2 separate regions of the Homo sapiens genome follow, and region 1 is linked to region 2. Evidence: chromatin loops called from intact Hi-C (ENCODE). Cell type or tissue: Calu3. All regions are shown on one strand.

The links. Hi-C counts contacts between places; a loop is a spot of excess contacts. Peaks named below come from ENCODE experiments on the same cell type or tissue, not always from the same donor. Only the 100,000 strongest peaks of a DNase experiment are listed, where the experiment ranks them.
Region 1: a loop joins it to region 2, with 2.1 times the contacts of the local background. A loop is called at or near these places in 14 of 110 quality-filtered maps.

What each region holds. Positions count from the first base shown.
Region 1 is chr3:158,312,447-158,314,946 of GRCh38, reverse strand. All of the region lies in intron 5 of RSRC1 (arginine and serine rich coiled-coil 1), which reads right to left. Among named protein-coding and RNA genes, the nearest start is that of RSRC1, 200 kb to the right of the region's middle. In Calu3, CTCF peaks have their summits at 1,291 and 1,490; a DNase peak (open chromatin) is centred at 1,416.
Region 2 is chr3:158,104,496-158,106,995 of GRCh38, reverse strand. SHOX2 (SHOX homeobox 2) reads left to right here and starts at 576. Exons shown (of 5, transcript NM_001163678.2): 1 at 576-1,317. The coding sequence starts at 972. RefSeq lists an enhancer at 1-388 and a silencer at 1,137-1,186. In Calu3, no CTCF peak of the experiment used is centred here; DNase peaks (open chromatin) are centred at 1,215 and 1,655.

The sequences.
Region 1 (2,500 bases), 210 kb before region 2:
AATTCTCCTGCCTCAGCCTCCTCTATAGCTGGGATTACAAGCATTTGCCACCACGCTCGGCTGATTTTTGTATTTTTAGTAGAGACGGGGTTTCACCATTTTGGTTTCACCATTGGTTTCACCAGGCTGGTCTCGAACTTTACTCATATATGACTAAAATATAAGACACTACATTTTTTAAATTATATTGTTACCATCCTGTATATCTTAAACTATGTTTATTTTAACCATACCGGAAAACACACTATTTCTGAAACTCCTTAGAGCAGTGGCAGTTTGACAATACAGCAAGGTTTCCTAATATTTTGGTGGCCTACCCTCATGACACATTTTCTTTGTCTATCTAGAAAGCACTGTAGCACTAAACTATACATGCTGACAGGATAACAATTGCTAGTCAGAGGACTACTTGACACCTGCTAAATCCAGCATAGCTTTATTTCTGCTTATTAAATTTAACTGTTTAGCATATTTTCATTTAACATGTGAAAATACTGTTGCAGAAGAAACAGTATCAGTGAATGAAGTAAAAAAAAAAAAAAGAATTTTTTTTCGGTTGGGCACAGTGACTCACACCTGTAATCCCAGCACTCTGGGAGGCCGAGGTGGGTGGATCACCTGAGGTCAGGAGTTCGAGACCAGCCTGGCCAACATGGCGAAACCCTGTCTCTACTAAAAAAGTACAGAAATTAGCCAGGCGTGGTGGCAGGCACCTGTAATCTCAGCTACTCAGGAGGTTGAGGCAGGAGAATAGCTTGAATCAGGGAGGCAGAGATTGCGGTGAGCTGAGATCGTGCCACTGCACTCCAGCCTGGGTAACAAGAGTGAGATTCCGTCTAACAACAACAACAACAACAACAACAATTTTCAATAATGTGGCACAAGTTACTCGTAACAAACAGGACTGCTACCTTTCTTATCCAGGTGTGGATTCCTATTAAAAGACAATTTTCATGGTTTAGAGATATTTTGTGTTTAGAGATCTTTTTTGTCTCACCTTTATGGTTCTGTAAAAACTTTAAATGTTTTTGGAAATAAAATGCTATCTAAATCACAAAGTACTAATTAGTTTTTAAAGAAGGATAGGAGTGAATATTCATTTGCATTTTGGCTTAGTCTTTTTCTATCGAATAATACAGCCATAATAATTTCTTTAGAAATGAGCTGGGATATAAATAAATAATAAAAGCAAATGCTGATGATACACATTTTCTGTTACTGTGTCAAGACACAACATCGTTCTCCTTTGTTGGCATATTTGATTAAATTACTTCATTTATTTTTGCCATGCATGAGATAGTTTTTGTGTAAATTTATGAAAAAATTTTCATACGTGTGCCTTCCTTAAAATGTTTCATTAATGCTCTATGCTCAATTCTGGATATAACAGTGGATACACTTTGGATTACAGCCAATAGATGGCACTGCTCTCACTAGGTAGCAAAGACCACATAAAGGTCTCATTACAGGCACAAATTATTAAGACTAAATATCTGCTCAAATCTGAATTTTTCATGATGAGAGACACATATTAAAACATAATAAATATTTAAAAATCTATGCTTAATAGTTACTGAATAAGAGAGGCCAATTTAAGGCAACCAATTTACTTATTTACCTAAAAACATTTATTGAGTGCCTACTATCACTAGGCACTACAGATATAAAAATGAATAAGATATTTCCTGGTCTCAAGTAATTACACAATAATATGGTTAAGTAATATTAGTAATGGAGATGGTCACAGAGAAGTACGGGGGCTCATCCTGGGGATGGGATGGATCAGTGAAAGCTTTTTACAAAGGAGATGATGCATGAGCTAGTAACCAAGGGGTGAGGGGAGGGGGGAGGTTGTTGGTATACCATATTTTGAACAAAGGGAAAAGCAACAGCAAGGACTAGAATATAAGAAATAGCATAAAAGCATAATGTGGAAAGTATGACTCAGAACATGTCAAGATATAAACCTGTTAGGTTTATATCTCTGTTAGGAGAGCTCTAAATCACTCAGAAGGTATGCTATCTTTTAAGAAATTTGGACTTCATCCTTCATGAAGACTGGAGGTAGGAATCAAACACAGTGGCTGTTGTGGGTAGTCCAGGCAGCAAGCACTAAAGCTTTAACCAGAGCAGTGGCAATAAAGGGTGGAGAGGAAGACATGGTTTTGAGAAATATTTAGGGGATAAGTGTTAGCAAGATATGGTATTTCAGTGTATGTGGGAGATTAGGGATGAGAACCAAGGCTGACACTCAAGATAAGATATTTCTAAGGTCCTTTTGAAATGCCACTGATAATTTCTTACTGATTATTCTTTTAATTGCTATTACATAAAGTAAGTTGCTGTCCTGCTGTTATCCATCCAATCTTTATTCTTTCATAGCACTCTGCACTTTTCCTTCTAAAAACTTATAATTTACAAGAATTACAGCACAATATGCTTGTTATATATTTATTTGGCACCTGCTTCTTCTATTTATTAAATTACACTTCATAAGGAC
Region 2 (2,500 bases):
AAGCAATGCGAAGCTGAGCATTGCGAGGCACCCTGACTCGAAGCAAGGCTGTAGGGAAGGATGCAGTGTCGGGATACCTGACTGACTCTAAGAGCTGCGCACTTGTCAGTTTCCTCTTGGCCCCACCCCGCGGGGTCTATCCAGCTCCCCAGTGTTTAACTAAGTCGTGACACCAACGCAAAATCCACGCCTAATTAAATTAATTAGGGATTCTTGTCAATCCTGGATTAATGGCCAAGAGCACAGGCGGCAGGGGCTATCTGAAAACCTGAGCGGCCGGGGACCGGCCTTCTCTCCCCGCCCCCTCCGGTCCCCCTGTGCTGCCCTACCACTCCAGCCCCAGCCCGCCCGAACTCCAATCTCTCTCTCTCCTCTTCTCTCTCTCTCTCTCTCTCTCTCTCTCTCTCTCTCTCTCTCTCTCTCTGTTTCTCTCCTTTTCCCCTCCCCAACCCCCGGTAGAGGCGCGACTGCTACCCGGGAAGGGGGCTCACTCCGAGTTGCGAGGGGAGGTAATTTACTCAAAACAAGAGGCCGCCGTTAGGAAGTATAAATAGTGGGACTTCAAGCGCAGCGTCGCTATCAGATCTGAACTCTCCGCAGGAAGAATTGTCAAAGATCTTAACATTGAACAAGCGCGCTCCGGCAGGGAAGCATCAGTTCCCATTTCCCTCCGGCAGCCCCCGCCCCTTCTCTTCTCCTCCTCCTCCTCCCTCTCCTCTTCACCCTTCTCCCCCTCTTCCTCTTCTTCCTCCTCCTCCTCTTCTTACTTCTTTTTCTCCTTCTACTTCTCCTCCTCTTTCTTCTTTCTTCTCCTCTTTTTCTTCTTCTTTCTCCTCCTCCCTCTCCTCCCCCACCTCCTGTCCCATTGATGTGTTATTATTGGGGGGGCTGGAGCAGTAAAAAAAGAAGAAGGAAAAAAAGAGCGGGGCTCTGCTGGCAGAGGTTGAGCGCCGGGCTGACGTGCGGCGGCGATGGAAGAACTTACGGCGTTCGTCTCCAAGTCTTTTGACCAGAAAGTGAAGGAGAAGAAGGAGGCGATCACGTACCGGGAGGTGCTGGAGAGCGGGCCGCTGCGCGGGGCCAAGGAGCCGACCGGCTGCACCGAGGCGGGCCGCGACGACCGCAGCAGCCCGGCAGTCCGGGCGGCCGGCGGAGGCGGCGGCGGAGGAGGCGGAGGCGGCGGCGGAGGAGGCGGAGGAGGTGTAGGAGGAGGAGGAGCAGGCGGAGGAGCTGGAGGAGGGCGCTCTCCCGTCCGGGAGCTGGACATGGGCGCCGCCGAGAGAAGCAGGGAGCCGGGCAGCCCGCGACTGACGGAGGGTAACGACCTGACTGACCCCCGGCAGCGGTTCCCCTTCCCGCCTTCCGGACTCCTCTCGGGCGGGAGAGGACTCCGAGGCCCAGCGGGGAGGGGAGAGGGACACGGAGAGGGCCCTGGACCCCAGCTTTGTCAGCTAGAGTGATAGTGGAAGGGTGGGGGTCCGGTGGTATGCTCGGTCATGGGTGGGGTCCTAGTGTGTTGTGGGGGTGGCGTGGGGGGAAGCGTGTGGGGTTTGTGCGCGCCCTTCCCAGATGTTCCCATTCCACCGAAATGCATTTTTCACCAGCGGGAGGATGGGCCCGCAGCCCGGATGGCCCGCAGGCGGACGTGGAAGTTCGCGGGGCCGGGCTGCAGGAGGGGGTGCTGAACCAGACGGCGGGACTAAAGCTAGCCTCTAGCGCAGAGTTTGCCGGGAGGGAGAAGGGGCAGAGGTGGAAAGCTTAACCCTCCGGTCGCCTAGGTGTTTGGGGCCGCCAAGACCCCTCGAACTCCGCAGAGCCCCTGAATCTTTGGATCTTAGGGGCCAAAACTTCCCATTCTCTTTCAAGGTAGAAGGAAGCCAACGAAAGCTGAGGTCCAGGCTACGCTGCTTCTCCCGGGCGAGGCGTTTCGGTTTCTTGGTGTGTTGGGGGCGGGGGGGGGGGGCGGCGGGGGAGGTGGGGATCTATATTTACACAATTCCTTTAGTGTTTTCAATCACCCAGTACTCGGTTCTCTTAGAGCAAAAATCCTTTGGTGCTAGCTCAGTGTTAGGAAACGTCTTTATCTCAATGGCAGAGCGTTCTATACCAATTCAAAGGAGTTCAACAATAAAATTGATTTGGCACTTGGTGCCTGCAGTAACTGGTGTACTGCCATATTTTTCCAATTAAGAAAATATGTGGCATGCGTGGAATCACATATTTAAGCAAGCAATTAAGTTGTTTATGACACGGTCTGTTCCTGTTTAGATCAGTAATTGGAAATTTGGGGACAAAAATAGAGATTTTATTAAGTCTATGGATCAACTTGAAATTTGGACATCTCCTCGAAGCCCCAAAACTTTGAGTGGCATCCACTGTGTAGATGACATGTAATAGACAAAGCCTTCCCACCTCATTGGCAGAATTTGAAGGGTGTGTTTTCATATTTAAATTTCAATACAATATCAGTAAAAATACTTTGCTATTAAATTGGCCCATA